Regions from separate parts of the Mus musculus genome. Here region 1 is linked to region 2. A link is a loop called in an ENCODE intact Hi-C map of the cell type or tissue named here. Cell type or tissue: heart. All regions are shown on one strand. Each heading gives the region's core, and the rest is flanking DNA. Links, peaks and the distances in the headings are about the cores only. Region 1 overlaps Tanc2 (tetratricopeptide repeat, ankyrin repeat and coiled-coil containing 2). Region 2 holds the start of Tanc2 (tetratricopeptide repeat, ankyrin repeat and coiled-coil containing 2).

Region 1 (8,341 bases), core at 143-8,142, 270 kb after region 2:
TCTTGAGAAAAAAAGAGTCCATGCAGGGAAAGGGTTGTGCCAGTTGGTTTATTAAGGTAGACGGATTCTGAGCCATTTCTGAGCTATAACTATAATGAGTATAACAAATTCCTCAAAGCTGTAAAGTGCTGTATAAATGTACCTTTTTCCCAGTGTCATGAGAGACTCAGGAAAGGTACATACATTTAGGCTTGCTCCCTGTTTTTATAGATAGGAAATATTTAGGTAGTATCAAATGACAATTTAGAGGGCTGGAGAGATGACTCAGTGCTTAAGAGCACTTGCTGTTTTTCCAAAGGACCTAGGTTCAATTCCTAGCACCCACATGGCAGTTAACAATTGTCTGTAACTCCAGTTCCACGTGATCTGATGCCATCTTCTGGCCCACAAGCATCAGGCATTTTGATACAGGCTCACTGAAACTGTAGCTCATGATAAACTATGCTAGCTGGCAGAGGTCTGTCTGTCTACACCTACCCAGCACTGATTTTACTGACACACAGCCTTTTAGACATGGGTGCTGTCATTTTATCTGACTGAGACAGCTCAGTGCCTAACATAGTTTTCATGGAATTTATTTACTTATACATACCACGTAACTACTTTGAAATGTGCAATTAATAACCTATTTTGAATCATCTTGCAAATCTGAAGATATTGAGTGGATTTTCTACCTGAATTCTTCAAAGAAATCAAGACTTTATATTTGGAATGCCAAATACTAAAATTAAAAGAGGAGCAGCTTTAGAATCTATAACTGTACACTGACTTTTGTTAAATGAAACCTCATTAATCCAAGTCCACATCTGACAGCTTCCGTGTAGTTCAGTGACAGAGTGCTTGGCAGTAAATATAAGTGCCTGGGCTCCATTCCCAGTACTGGAAACATCTCCAAGTACACATAATGATTTTTAACAAAATCAGTAAAAGAAAGTTTTATAATCTTTATCTGTAAAATAATACCTCACTACATTACATAAAAAGCAAGTTATACAAGGCTCGCTGAGCTGTGCATTGCCTCCACATCTGGAATCAATTGAAGCAAAGTGTGGTGAGCCTACATGTTGATTCAAAGACCTGTGTCTGTGAAGACAATAACCACTGGCTGCACAGTTGGCTGAGAGGACGAGGTTTCCCTCTAGGGAACACTGTCTTTAACATAGATAATAAAGCAGAAACTAATCACCTAAAGAAAAGGATGGAGCTCTAAATACAACCTCTGGTTTCTAGTCCTCCTATGGAGTTCAGACTTCTTTGTTTCACTCATAAGCAATTCCTGTAGTTAGCTTTAAATATACAATAACATCCAATATTATTTGATTTCCTTTATGTTTAATGAGAAAGATTTTTACTGCTTAAAAGAGTTGACATTTACAGAATGTATTAAAGAGACTACCACACTTACAGATTAGGAGGTTTGTTTTTTGTTTTTTCAGAATAGAACGCCTCTGCTGTAAACTTGTCTAAGAGGGAAGTAAAGAACAGCATTCCCAGTACGTTCATGAGTGCTATTGGGATGTCTGAGCTACCTATAGGCACAAAGTTAGTTGCTAAGTGAGCACTCAGCACAGTGATGGTGGTACCGCTTAAGATGAGTGTGGACGTGGTGGTGACCATGATGAAGAGGGCAAAATCAGCTAATGTCATTACCCTCTTACTGTGTTCTAAGCACCTTGTCAGACTCTTTCCATAAATCAAGCTTGAATCTCTCCTATTGATGCCATGTTTTCTACTGTATGCAATCACTTTTCTTGGCAGTAATGAGCCAGAAGAGTAATCTATATTAAAGTCACTCTCTGTGCTAGGCGTGAGCAGGTGGAGGTGGAGGCAGGAGGATCAGGAGTTCCAGGCCAGCCTCAGCTCCATGAGTGCAACCCTATCAAAAAGAAGGAGGGGTCTTTTTTGCACTTGCACTTGAGGCAAAAAAAAAAAAAAAAAAAAAACAACCATAACAGAAGATATGGAGTAAATTCTGTGCAACTCTAATGGACAGCTTAAAACAGACAGACAGACAGACAGCCCAGAACCTGAATGTTATTAATACTCTTAAACTCTTAGAATTTAAGACCCACATTTAGCAAAAATCTCACCTTTTTCCTTCTTTCCTTTTTTCTAATTTTGGTACTTTTCCTCTGTTTGAATTTTCAGAAACTGTTCACTGATAATTTTTAGATCTAAGTTATTTTATTTTATAGGCTCATCTTTTAAAGAACAGGACTGTACCATAAAGTGATGTGAGCATGTGTATCTCTTGAGACTACCATGGTTTTCCTCACTGTTTTATTTCTAATGCTTTGTTACAAGAGTAGACCTTTCTATACTACTGTGTGGAATAAATGTTTGCAATATTAATGTACCTCTTCCTTCTCAGTCTTGCTTCTTATCTCATACAATCGAGAAGGCGTAGCCCATTTTATTTATAAACTTTAATTTTAGGTTGTTAGAATATATACATGTATTATGTCTAATTTTTGACTGTGCATAAATTATGCAGTTGCATTAGTGGCTTTTATTTTTATTTGAAAAAAAATTGAGAAAATGGAGAAACCAAAGACAGTGTTAGGGTATGGTCATATGTAACCATAGCTGCTAATAAGCCTGTTTGCAATCTCATCTTTCCATAGGTGGTTGCCTATCACTATTGCCAGGCAGATAATGCCTACACCTGCCTGGTACCAGAATTCGTCCACAATGTTGCTGCCCTGCTCTGCCGCTCACCTCAGCTGACAGCTTACCGGGAACAGCTTCTTCGGGAGCCTCACCTGCAGAGCATGCTAAGCCTCCGGTCCTGTGTTCAAGATCCCATGGCCTCCTTCCGGAGAGGAGTCCTAGAGCCCTTGGAGAACCTCCACAAAGGTATAAATAAGGTTGAAAAGAGCCGTGGTCACTTGCGTTGTGATATAGAAATGATTGTGTTTATTACATTGTCAGAACTAAATGTTCTATAGCTGATGTCTACAGAGTACAGCATGCAGAAGACTTTTCTTGGGTAGAGTGTGATAATGCACATATGTAGTCCCAGCATTTGGAAGAGGCTAGGGTAGGTGGACTGCTTCAATCCAGGAATTAAAAACAAACCTAGGCAATGTAACAGGACGCATTTCAAAATAACAAATCTATGTAGAAACTGATCCTTCCTCCTTCCTTTGTAAAAGTTCTTATTTTGATTTCCAAATAATTTTAGTTTTCTTATAATAAAGGTAGTAGAGCTTCTAATCCTTTCTGTGGAAGTAGAATTAATCAATAAAGTTGCTGCTCCATCTCACTCTTTCAGAGTTTGTAGGGCTAGAATCTATAGTTAGAAAATATCTGCAGTACATTTATTATGCCACCCATGGCTGCATACCTCACTCAGTATTGACACTAGAAATCACTTACTGTTCACTTGGAAGGTATGTAAAAAGGCACATGGACATTTTGTGGTACATAAATTGTATCAGAAAAGCTAGTGGTTGTTAATGAAAATGAAATGAGTGGGCTCTGTCTCCCTCTTGTGCTCATGCCTTACCTTTTCCTTTCCAGCCCTGGTACTCACTGAAGCCTAAGCACAGTCATCTCCTTAAACCTCTCTCCACATTTTTTCACCTTTTAAATTTTTTATTTTTAGTGTGGGGAGGCAGGTTGGTGTGGAGCATTGCATCCATAATACAGCTATATGTGAATGTACACATCCACATGTAAAGAGGCCAGAGGAAGAGGCTGGTGTCTTCCTCTGTAGCTCTCTTCATTAATTGTCGTAACGCTGGGTCTCTGACTGACTGACCATTGAGCTCCTGAATCTTCCTGTCTCTCCTCCCACCCCCAGCACTGGGGTTTCTGGCATGTGCTGCCATACTCAGCTTTTTACATGTGTGCTTGGGAGTCCAGCTTTTGCATAGCACTCTTTTTTTTTTAGATTTATTTATTTATTATATGTGAGTACACTGTAGCTGTCCTCAGATACCCCATAAGAGGGCATTAGATTTTGTTACAGATGGTTGTGAGCCACCATATGGTTGCTGGGATTTGAACTCGGAACCTTCGGAAGAGCAGTCGGCGCTCTTAACCACTGAGCCATCTCGCCAGCCCCCTGCATAGCACTCTGAGCACAATGCTGAGTCGTCCACTACACACTGTGGGCATGCACCCCAAGAAGGTAAATACTGCAGCAGTGTTGTCCAAAACAGTGGACTTAAAATAGAAGTCATTAACAATACTTAAACCTTAAATATGTATAGGTGAGCCTCTTCTAAATAACCTATAGGTCAAAGAGCAGGTCATACAAAGAATGTTTAATATTTCAAAATGAATGATGTAAAATAACTTGTGTGAGTTTCTTTCTTAAACTAGGAAAATAAATTTAATTAGTATAAATAAGGAAGTGATCTTCTAACAGAAATGATTGAAGTAGAAAGTTGATGTGAAATTGGATAATCAAGCCTCAACAAGACTGTTCAAAAAATATGGGAGAAAAACATGAATTAACAGCAACATAAATCAAGAGCTGGTACTACAGTTCATAAAAATATTTTTAAAAATAAACCATTATAAACAACCTTATCACAATAAAATTCAACAAACTGACTAAAGTAGACAGGTTATTCTTAAAACACACATATTGCTTAACATATTTTAAAAAAAAAAGAAAAGGACATTTCATGATTTAGTCAGGCAAGCATAACACTGATGGACATCAAAATGTCAAACATATGGATCTTTTAAAAACTAAAGAAAGAAGAAGTAGATTATACACCATTATTCCTCATGGCTATCATAACAAAATCGTTGAAGAAGAAAAAAGCTAATACCGAAGTTAGTTTCTACTTGGTCAGGATTACAGTGTTAGCTTAACATTTGGAAGTTAATCTATATAATTTATCATATTAACAAAGGCTCATCCATATAATTATCCTAATAAGTACATAAACCCAGATGTCCATCAATGTAATGAATAAACGGATTGTAAACTTGTTCAATGGAATTCTTCTTAGTAATAAAAAGAAACAAATACTACATTCAACAGTGTTAGTCTCAGAGGAAACAAATGTGTGTAGCCTGTGGTGATCGAATTTAAACACTGGCTAGCTGCCCTTTGATCACTGACAGGAAGGATACCTAAGGGAATTTTCTTGAATGACAGAAATGTTTTTCAATTTGACCAGGTTTTTAGTTGCGTGATTATATATATATTTACCAAAACTTATCAGAGTATATAATTGAAAATTATATATCAGAGTATATAATTGAATTAAAAATCATATATACATATCCTCAGGTAGCTAGAGTTTTCCTCCCAGGGGAGTTTTACGGAAAATACTTTTCAATTCGTAGTCAGGAATTAGATTGTTAATAACGCACTTCTCCTTTAAAAAAATATAGACAGTATTTTCCAAAATTTTTAAAGATTCCAAAAGCTTCCCAGTGGGCATTTGCTTCAGCCACCAATATGAAGTGAGAGAACAGGAGCACCAGAGCAGAAAGGAGGTGATTCTGAGGGACAGACAGTGGCTGTGGGTCTGTTAGCGACTCCTGTGTGCTGTACTCAGAAGCACACTAAGATGCAGTTGGGATTTCAGCACTCGCTGTTTCCTCTTCTCATTCAGTGTCTGTAATCATTACTTATCTCCGGCACCTATGTACAGTCCTAGAAGGGACTACTAGGGAAGACTCCAAAGATTTACTAAGGGTATATGTAAGCAAAGGCAATGAGGAACACCAGGGGATGTTATTTACAGGGGTTAAAGCAAGATTAAAAGCCTGGGAAACTTTTCCAGTGACTTCTCAGCTAGAGCAGTGACTCATAATTTAAAAGTCTCAGTTAGTCCATGACAAAATAAGAAAATGAGACTATCTAGAATTTGAGTGGTCATAGATACAGATTTTTAAAGTATAAAGAAGTTAATATATTTATTTTTTAATTAAAATTTTTTTCTGATGTAAAATGAAGTTTATTTGGGGCATGAGAAGGGGGCGTTGAGGAGAGAGTAGAGGCAGAGAAAGAGGGGACAGAAAAGGATGGAGAAAGAAAGGGAAGGAAAAGAGGAGGAGGCCAGAAAGAGCTAACATTTGTCTATGAAATAATTCTGATAATAAATAGTAGTTTCAGACTAGAGAAATGGCTCAGCCATTAAAGACTAAACTCACGATCAAAAAATAAATAGTATCTGCATTTTAAATGTTCATACATTTAAATGGCAGAATATAAAATATCAATTTTTGTTTGTCCTTACTTTATTTTAATTTTTTGGTTTTTTGTTTGTTTGTTTGTTTTTGTTTTTGTTTTTCGAGACAGGGTTTCTCTGTGTAGCCCTGGCTGTCCTGGAACTCACTTTATAGACCAGACTCAGAAATCTGCCTGCCTCTGCCTTCCAAGTGCTAGGATTAAAGGCATGCGTCACCACTGCCCAGCTATTTTAATTTTTAAAATTCTTTTAATATTCTGTAAAAGCTTGAAAATGAATATAAAGAAGCATTCATATAAGGCTATTGCATTTTAAAAGCAGTTTGAAGACATTAAAGTCTCTTCTCTTAAGTGTATAACTCGTGAATCTCATTAGACAAAAAAAGAAATTATTTAGCAGTGTCTTTCATTTTTTACAATGTCTATAGTATTAGAAGTTTTGTATTTTGTTTTAAATTATTTTTAAAAAATAATATATACTGATGTCTTTAATAAACTTATCTGTTGACATCTTATAAGCCTGCAACCCTAGGTAACGCCTCCCAAGAATGGAAGGAAAGTCTCAAGCAAGAAAACTTCACAGGAGTTTAAAAAACTGTCATTATCCTGATAAAGGGACAAACGTTTTCTTTCTTACAGGGCTAGAGATCAAATCCAGGACCTTCTGTATGGTAGACAAATCCACCACCCAGCCCATATTAGTCCCCACTTTAGAGAGAAGAAATATTTATGTTTTATTCATGGAATAAATAATGTACTCTATTGAAAATTTCTGTGAATAAAATTTAGCTTTATTAGCAAATTAATTGTTTCATTCATTACAATATCCAGGGCCAATGATATGGCTCCTCTGTGGGCAAAAGCACTTTCCTCTGAGCCTGCCAACCTTAGTTCAATCACATGGTAGGAGAAAACTGACTATACACACACACACACACACACACACACACACACACACACACACCACATCGCAAATGTAATTTTTAAGAAGTGTTTGAAATGTTTCTCAAAAAAAACAAAACAAAAACAAAAAACTTTTCTACAGGGGAATTGTCATCAGCCTTTTGGTCCCTGTGAGGATCTTGGCTTAGGAATCACCCAGGTAAAGTGTGAAGGGAGAGTGCCACACTTCCAGCAGTCACCTGGGGAAGGAAGAACCACTTTAACACTTGGCTGTTTCCACTGTGAAAATGTTCTCAGGCCACCACCGGCTGAACAACTGCTTTTGAAACTAGTGAGCTCTCCTGAAGCAGCATACAACTTGTCCAGCAAACTAGGCGGTGTGCAGCCAACCAGATACATCTATTTTCTCTGTGGAAATTAAGATACAATTAAGTTTCAGGGAGCCAGAGTTCTCAAAATCAAGCATGTAATAATTCCAGTAGTTTAGGTAAATTCCTCATTCCAAGTTATTCCTCTATTACTTCATTTTTTAACTTAAAATTTTCCTTAATTTTTGGAGTCTCTAAAAGACTATTTTGTTTTCTTGGTGCCAAGTCATTAATACTAACATTTTATTTAAAAAAAAAAACTTGAAAGTAACAAGTTAAAATTATCTGGCCTGCATCATTGGGAAGAGAGGCCCATTGGTCATGCAAACTTTATATGCTCCAGTACAGGGGAACGCCAGGGCCAAGAAGTAGGAGTGGGTTGGTAGGGGAGCAGGGTGGGGGGAGGGTATAGGGGACTTTCGGGATAGCATTTGAAATGTAAATGAAGAAAATACCTAATAAAAATTTTGGGGGAAAAAGTGATTAAACTTTAGCAATATACAAAAAAAAGATTATCTGGCCTGGAGCTGGACAGTGGTGGCACATACCTTTAATCCCAGCACTCGGGGATGGGAAGCAGAGGCAGGCAGATCTCTGAGTTTAAGGCCAGCCAGGACTACACAAAAGAACCCTGTCTCAAAATATATATATATATATATATATATATATATATATATATATATATATATATATATATATATCTGGCCTGTGGATATAGCTCAGTGTGGAGTGTTTACCCATCATGCAAAAGGCCCTGGTTACAATCCCAAGTATTGACAAAAGATACACAAACACCTCTTCATAATTTGAGAGTTGACATTATAGTATTGGTAAAATGAAATTAAGTTCTTAGTGCAAAACTTGAAAAAACTGTGAGCTCATATGTAGAACAAAATAGAATAGTTTGTTT
Region 2 (8,341 bases), core at 234-8,233:
GCTAAAACTGAACTACAGTGGTTTTCCAATTGCCAGGAAAATGGGTTTAAAGGTTCTCATTTTGCAAATTATTATTAAACCCTGCGAAAAAGTTGCAAGTGGATTTTGTTTTGTTTTGTTTTGTTTTTTCAAGACAGGGTTTCTCTGTGTAGCCCTGGCTGTCCTGGAACTCACTCTGTAGACCAGGCTGGCCTCGAACTCAGAAATCCGCCTGCCTCTGCCTCCCAAGTGCTGGCATTAAAGGTCCGGCCCCTGCCTAAGGTACCACCTCCCACAGCCCCCACAAGAGAAGCATGGTCAGTAGTCATGTAAGCAATGGCCCAAGCTTCTGGCCTTCAGGCTAAACTCCTCCCCAGTTACCTAGCAACAGTGAAGACCATAAAAAGGGGTGCTCAGCTCCCCTCGCTCTCTTACACTTTGTTCCTTAACCTCTCACTTCTCTCTCCTCTTCCCTTTCTCTTTGTTTTCTCCTCTCCTGTCTCCTTTCTCTGTCTCTCTAGCCTTTCTTCTCTCTCTCTCTCTCTCCCTCTCTCTCTCTCTCTCTCTCTCTCTCCCTTCTCTCTTTCCCCTGCATTTCTATAATAAAGCTCTTAAACCATAAAAAAGCAAACGGATTTTAAAAGAGAATAACAGACATATTATTTCTTTTAAAATATTATTTTTAATATGAGGCTATCTGCATTAGCATAGTATAACCAACCTTAGGGCTGTTAAAATTGTGTCAAGTCCATATGGCAGAATTCAATCTACCAATATTTCATGGTGCTTCGCAATGAGCACCATAATTTCTAGGTGCTGCCACCTGAACTAGTTTGAAAAGTAACATATTATACCCCTGACTGCTTCATAATTTCTCAAGGGAAGGAATGTTATTAGCTTCAGCAAAACCCACAGGAAACAGCTTAGATACAAAATAATCTTTAAAATAAATAAAAAGACTAAAAGAGACGGAAGGAGGGTAAATTCAAGTCTAAAAACAATGCAAACAGTTGGTATTTTTCCACGAACACTTTATTGTATACTATATTCTGTACTAAATATTTCTCAAAGTTTTGTTTAAATTTCATAATCACTCTGTGAGGTATCATGACTCATTCCAAACAGGTGAAGAAAAGTTTCAAAGACTTGCTTAGCACCACGTCCCAGGGTAAGTGGAAAGTGACACGGACCAAACCTGTTCTTTGACTCCAGAGATAACGACATTGTAATGTTTCATTGTGAAACTGTTGAAATGTAACGTTTCTTTGTGGGTTAAAACCTAAACACAGGCACAGTTTCCTTTTGAGGTGTGTATGCAGTTGTGACCATTAACCAGTGTTGACCATTCTAATAATCCAGAAAATTTCCCTCTGATGCCCACCTCACCTACCTCAGTCCCCTGCTCCTATCACCATAGGCAGGTAGGTTTTAGTTAGACTTAACTTTTGGAACTAGTATCAACAGTCCATATGTCTTTCACATGACTAATTATAGTCATACCTCAGAGTTCTACCTCAGAGTTCTCAAGCGTTCACTGGAATGGCTTGCTTTCTGACGTGACTTCATGTCCATTTTTTAAAAATATTGCATTGAAATTAATATTTTTTTTAAAAAAATCAAAGAAATTACATAAGTGCTATGGGGTTGGGGTAGATTCAGATAGACTGTTATCAAAATAAGCAACCAATCAATCAATTTCTCCACCTTCTAAACGGCACTGAAACAACACCCTTGATTGATGCAATTTGTGAATCTATTTCCAATCATGGCATTTCATTAAGAAGCAGATGACGAAAAAGTCATCTCAGTTAATGGGATGGAAGTTCACCCAAGCAAAATATGCAACGATGATTGCTTTGTATCATCTTGTAGCACGCACTTGGGAAAAAATTTTTATTCCAAGAATCCTGCAAAGTTGAAGGGCTGTTTTCGTGGTTTGAAGCAAGCTGAAGACCATCTAGGCAGAGAGTTTGGGGAGAAACATGACTGAATAGCCTCCAATGGGGTCTTAATGTGATGACTTTCTATGCTTAGCCGGGTGCCTTGAAATCACTATAGTTCTTATTGAAGCTGGTAATGACAGAGGCAGCGTGTCAACTTTACTGAAGTCTAGCAAGCTAAGGTTAGAGAACTGTCATCAATTGTTCCAGATGACAGTTTTCTTTCTTCCTCTCTATTTTCCCTCGCCCCCCCCCCGCCCCCAAGCCATTGTTGTTTTTCCTCCCATCCCTGTTCGAAAGGCAACGGTGGCATCTTGAAAGCAGTCTACACATTACCACTGAGACGCAGGAGAGGAATAACTGACACTTGTTGGCGTCGATGACTTTGAGTGACACGTGTGCCTGTGGTGACCAGAGCCGGGGGCAGTCTAGAGGAACGTTCGGGCTATCAAAGCAGGAGGAAAGGCCCCCAGAAGTGGGCGCACGTGACAGCAGCAGCCACCTCGAGAGTGACATCATCTCGGGGGGCGGAGCCAAACTCTTTAGGGCCTTGTCAGCTATTGAGCTTCCTCTCCTCTTCCTTACCAAATGCCTTCGACCCCACCAGTCCAAGCCCCCTGAGGAAACCAGAAATGCCTACACGTCCTGCAGCGCCAGGGCCCCCTCTGTCAGCGCGGAGCCGGGGTTCACCACCACCAGCTCTCGCAACGCCTCCCCGCCCCCAGGCCGTGGAGGGGCGGGGGGCGGGGGCGCGCGCGCTCCACCACGCACGCGCCCCCACGCACGCGCTCTCCCTCCGCGCTCGCGCTCCTCCCCAACCCGGCCCGGAGGGGGCGGGGCTGCGGGCGGCCTCCGAGGGTGCGACGCCCCCGGCGCGGCGGCGGCGCTAGAGAGCGGCCTGCCGGGCGCGGGTTGCTGGGCGCGCGCTGCTCCGGCGGGGCCCGCTGGCCACAGCCGCCTCGCGCCAGCCGCCCGCCCGCCCAGCGCGGCCAGCTGCGAGCGCCGCTAGCGCGGGGCCCCAGGCGGCAGGCGCCGCGCTCCCTCCGCCGCCCCGCGCGCCTCCTCGGGCGGCCCCGCCCCCGTTCCCATCCCCCTCGCGCTCACCTCCCGGCTGTGCCGCGCGCGAGGCGGAGCGAGGCGCCCGCCGCCGCCGCGGTGCTGAGGGGCGAGCCTGTCCCCCCCGCGCCGCCGCTGACAGGAGGACCGCAGCGGGCTGCCAGCGCTCGCCGGCCGCGAGGCCCCGCCGAGCCCGACTGAGGTGCGGATCCTCCGTGGGGCGTCCGCGGGCGGCGCGGTCCTCACCGGAGACCACTGGCACGCGGGCTTGACCCCGAGGTGCGCCGCGCCCCTTAGAACGGCAGGTAAGGGCTGGGCGAGCAGGGAAGAAGGGTCGGTGAGGGTGAGGTGACAGGGGCGTTCGCTTGCGACGCCTCAGCTGCGGGGGCTGGGGCGAGCAGGGAGACTGGGAAACGGACAGTGAAGTGCCTCCGGTGTCGAAGGCGTGGGGAAGGCAGGCTGCCTCCGAATGAATGTGGGACCGAGGGCGGCTTCGGAGGGCTCCGGGGTCTACCACTTGGTTGTCACCGAGGTTGGTCTTGGTATTTGGTACCTGGAGGGTCTTTGGATGACGGGGACCGGGATGAGATGCGAGGCAGATTGCTAAACGTGGCAAGGAATGTGGTGCAGAACGAGTTGCAAAATGTGTCCCTGAATGCAGCATAAAAGTAGTTGTGAAATGTGCCAGGTAAAGGCACAGGATGGGCTGGCCTCTGTGGCGTAGAAATGCATGGTAGAAGTGTTATTAGGAACATGAATAATTCCTTTGGGGAAGGAGGTGTACTATAATAAAAGACTAATGGGGCTTTTGCTACATATTCTGTCGTAGGAGATCGAGAGGAGCTGCGATTTTTGACATGGGGAAAGTACCCACGTGAAAGCAAAAAAAAAAAAAAAAAAAAAAGATTGTCTGATTGTGAGATGGGAAAGGAAAAAAATGGGGCTAAAATGATTTCAGATTTTGTCATCAACATGTAGAGCATCCATGCAATTGTAGCCTGTCTCTCTATTCCAGGTGTGGAATGTTTAAAATGTTTCCCAGAAAACATAAACAATGGTCATTAGCATTAGGAAAAGATTGGATGTCTTTCACTCTCTCCTCTGCTCCTCTCAAGGAAAAAAGAAAAAAAAGAAAAACACAAACAACAAAAAAAGACAAACAAGCCAAGCACCCTGACTGTAATTGTGTGTTCAGGATCGTTAGGCAAAGGGAACGATTTTTCATGTGTCCCTGCCTTGGCTTTTTTACAGGTGAAAATAAGTGGAACAAGGAAAACAGAACAATATGGTGAACAAAAGGGATAAATTTTCAGGCATTTTGAAGGGTTGGAGCCAAAAGCTATGGCAGTGGCTAATTACAGAGCCTGGCAATAGTGGAATATTCTGGTATGTTTTAGCTCTTGAGATGGGATGGTGAGATAAGATAAAAACGCTATACAGTAAATTGGCATAAAATGCAGCAACATGGATACTGTCAATGTAGTTAGTGTTCCTTGTAGCATTTACCAGGTAAATTGTCTTCGGGATGTGAGGGAAAACCAGAAACAAATGAAACAACTGTTCCTTACCTCTCTTCCTCCTCCTTTCAACCCCATCTTTCTCTCTTAAGTGTGTGTGTGTGTCCACATGCTACAAAACGTTGTGACTTCCATCTAAGAACATCTGTGTTTTGAGAGGATTGTCAGAACATACTGTAATTTCAAAAGTAACAAAAGACAGCTAGATGAGCCATTAAAAATAACGTGTGTATACATTGAGTATCTGTGTAACTGAAACAAAAGCAGAAATATTTGATGTGTTCACCAGGGTGTATTTAATTATTGATGATATCTTGGTGTGTTATGTTGGAATTCTTATAAATTGAATTACCTGCGTGAATGTTGTTCTTATTATAGTAATTTGCCAGATAATCTGAAAATTCATAGTGATTGGCTTCGCCCTGGTTCCAGATTCATTCATTGAGGGATCATTTCCTTCAAAAACGAAATTGGATTTTCCTTGATTAATTTTGAACTTTAGTCTTTTCTGAAGATATTTAGCCTTTTCTGAAGAGGCTCTGTTGAGGCTAAAGAGAGAAGAGGGCCAGAAGAGAATAAAGAGCAGTTCTGTTGGGTCTTCCTGTTTTGTTCTGACTGTAAGCCATATGCACTGCCACCCCCTACTGTCTGTAGGAAGAGGTGTTGCAGAACCCTGTTCTTTCCTTGTTATCACTGCCCCCTTGTGTAAGGGAAGAAATTGATAGCTGCAACTTTTGGGAAACAGTCTTTTCAGATTGTTCTTTATCATTGGAGTGGCTATGTAGATCTATTAATCACTTGTTTACTTTAAAGTGCATAGCTAGGAACACATGTTAACCAGATCTTAGATTTGATGTCCCATTTAAATAGTATCTGATATTAGTTAATTCAGGTTGCTAAAAATGCTCAGGAACATGGGACTCTATTACTTTAGTAGTAGTAGGTTACATTTATACAGCATACACTTCCTGACAGTCTTGTACATTGTTTATACAGTTACAAAATTCTTTGAGGTATATATTGTTATTTCCATTTTACCCAGGAGAAATGGAAACAGATTAATTTGCCAAAGATTATGTAGCTGAGAATTGGAAATGCTGTTTTAATTTAGAAACTCTGGCTGGAAACTCTGGCTCCTAACTGTCCTTCATCACTATACTGGATTGTCCTCGAATTAGTACTGACAAGGCATACTGTACTTAAATGCACATGTCCACCATAAAGCAAATAAACTGTGTACACATGTGCAAAGAGTGCTTATAGTAAATACTTCTTTTTAGGAATTTGTTTTTAAATTCTTTTTATGTGATTATAAGCAGTAAGTAGTCTTATTCAGGACTTTTCATGTGATTAAAGACACATTTATAGTCATGTTTTCTTTGAGGAGGATCTTTAGAGGTCAAAAGTTATATTCAGGTAGTTTGATACACACACATATACCTCATGGTATTTTTTTAAAAAAGTATCAGTAAATTTTTATTGCTAACTTTATTTGGAAAATCAAGATGAAATTATTTCTCCTGCATACTTACATTTTATGTTCTCTATTTGTTTTAATGTGATTAGCAAAAATGGGTTGGATCTTTTGAATAATTAGCTTTTCCAAACAAATGTTTGCTCAGATTTTTCTTAGCACTTAACCATTGTTTTATAGATATTCCTTACATATGAAATATTTACAAAAACGAATAAAGCTCAAGGAACAGCAGTGAACTCTACATTCCTCATATAGCTTCGATTGTTTTAGAAAGTGGACTGTCACCTCTCATGATTGTGATAATTATTTATTTGCAAATTATTTCTACCAGTCTGTTCACAGAAATATTTTCTGGTTACCTTGTGACTCACATAGTTCATGTAGACAGTCTTTTACCTTAATATACATTTGTTGATATTATGGGTATTAAACATATTAATTATGAACAAACATTTTTAGGATGTAAAACTATATAATTTATTATACTGAAGAAATTGATTGAGATATAGGATCATACTTGCTCTGAATTTTTATTGATAATATTTTACTTGTAATTGGTTTGCATTTTTACTGTAAAAATTTACCACCAACACTGTTAAACCTTAATTGGTTATTTCCTTCTCCCATCATTGACTTTTTCTTCTTTGAAACAGGGTCCCCATGTGTAGCCCCAGTTGACAGTGACTTACCCATTCTGTTGTGCATCCATGGTGCTAGCATTAAAGCCATGTGCCACCTTGTCTGGCTGTTACTAATATTTTTTCCTCCAGTGGTGCTAGAGATAAGCCCACGGCCTGGTGTTTACTAACGTTAAGCTGCACTCCCAGCCCCTCACCATTGATTTTTACTTCTGTCATGCTCGCTCTCCTTGTTTGCTATAGTTGACTTTATCCCTTTAGCAGTTCCTAAATAATTAGGATTTTTTTGAATGAAGAAAAGAAGTAGACTCTAAACAGGAATATACTAATAACAGGAGTTTCAAAGGGGAAATACTGAAATGGTTGATACTTACTGGATATATACTAGAATGATTATGCATTGCAATGCATACGAGTCTTTCTTTGTCAAAGTTTTTTCCTTCTTGAAATACAGTTAAAGTCTGAGGGAAACTACTTGGTCACTCTAGCTGGATCAAATTCCGAATCACTCAAAGTTAAGGAGAGTATTTTTACGGATGGTACTCAGATTCCTTTCAAGGACTTGGAGCATGCTGGTACAGAGGGCTTTTAATTTTTCTAACACAAGTCTGAGCAAGGTAATAAATACTGGAAGCCAGCTTAATTATTATACATTTCTTTTTTTCTCTGTGAATTAATTGATAACTTAGTATTATTATATTTGCTTCATATGCCTACAGTCATCAAATAATAGTATTTGATGGGAAGATAAATAATACTGTAAATGTAAATTTTTTAATGCTTTATTATATTGTGAAGACTATCTCTTGGCTTATCTGAATTGCATGCTTTCTAGTAATATACTAAATGAAAATTATTTAAGGTAAAAATAACAACAACAACAAACCAAACCAAAACAGAACAAGGAGTTAAGGTAATGGAGAGTAAGTCTCTTGAAGCTATGGAGAAAAATATTGAAAGTTTGAGGCTTAAGAGGTATGGTTTCTATTCAGAGGTCATTTTCTCTTAGAGGATGTCTTACTGTGAGTCTTAGGATCAAAGAAATTGTAGATGGAGACCAAGAACTCAGTGTCTGAGTCTCAGAAAGCTTATGCAGGTTGTGGATGTGGAGAAAGGAGGGACTTATTATTATTCCAGAAAGTTCTAAAGAATTGTAGTACCATAATTATTTCTGGAAGCACATGCCTTTTGTTAGATCAGTTTACTTTTGATTCGTAGTGCTGAAACATGGGCCATTGTATGTGTTGGGCAAGTGTTTTAGAGTTCTATCTTTAATCCCCCACCTCCCAAAAAAGAAATCATTTGACAGCTATATTTGTCGATGATGAAAGTATCAAATGAGTTGATTATTTTATGGGTCACACCAAAGTATCTTGCTATCTTCAGCTTCTGTTTGCCCTTCTTTAGTGAATGATAAATATGATCAAGTTTAATCGACAAAAGAGGTCTGGAGACATGGCTCAGCGATTAAGAGTAATAATTGCTCTTCCAGAGGTCCTGAGTTCAATTCCCAGCAACCACATGGTGGCTCACAACCATCTGTAAAGAATCTTATGCCCTCTTCTGGTGTGTCTGAAGACAATGACAGTGTACAGTGTAACTCACATATACAAAATAAAATTAATTCTTTAAAATAAAAAGGGAGAAACAAAAAAACTAGGCTGATGCCAGTCTTTACCATACTTTATTTTTTTCTCCCCATAGAATCAGTTTCTGTCTTTTTTTCAGTTGTGG

The links. Hi-C counts contacts between places; a loop is a spot of excess contacts. Peaks named below come from ENCODE experiments on the same cell type or tissue, not always from the same donor. Only the 100,000 strongest peaks of a DNase experiment are listed, where the experiment ranks them.
Region 1: a loop joins it to region 2, with 2.2 times the contacts of the local background. A loop is called at or near these places in 4 of 42 quality-filtered maps.

The regions. Positions count from the first base shown.
Region 1 is chr11:105,854,773-105,863,113 of GRCm38, forward strand. It overlaps Tanc2 (tetratricopeptide repeat, ankyrin repeat and coiled-coil containing 2), which reads left to right. Exons shown (of 26, transcript NM_181071.3): 11 at 2,625-2,856. Among named protein-coding and RNA genes, the nearest start is that of Cyb561, 86 kb to the right of the region's middle. In heart, for the core only: a CTCF peak has its summit at 3,493 (motif pointing left); no DNase peak of the experiment used is centred there.
Region 2 is chr11:105,586,970-105,595,310 of GRCm38, forward strand. It overlaps Tanc2 (tetratricopeptide repeat, ankyrin repeat and coiled-coil containing 2), which reads left to right and starts at 3,017. Exons shown (of 26, transcript NM_181071.3): 1 at 3,017-3,280. In heart, for the core only: CTCF peaks have their summits at 2,769 and 5,168 (motif pointing left); DNase peaks (open chromatin) are centred at 2,592, 2,672 and 5,142; H3K4me3 peaks cover 2,841 bases; H3K27ac peaks cover 2,842 bases.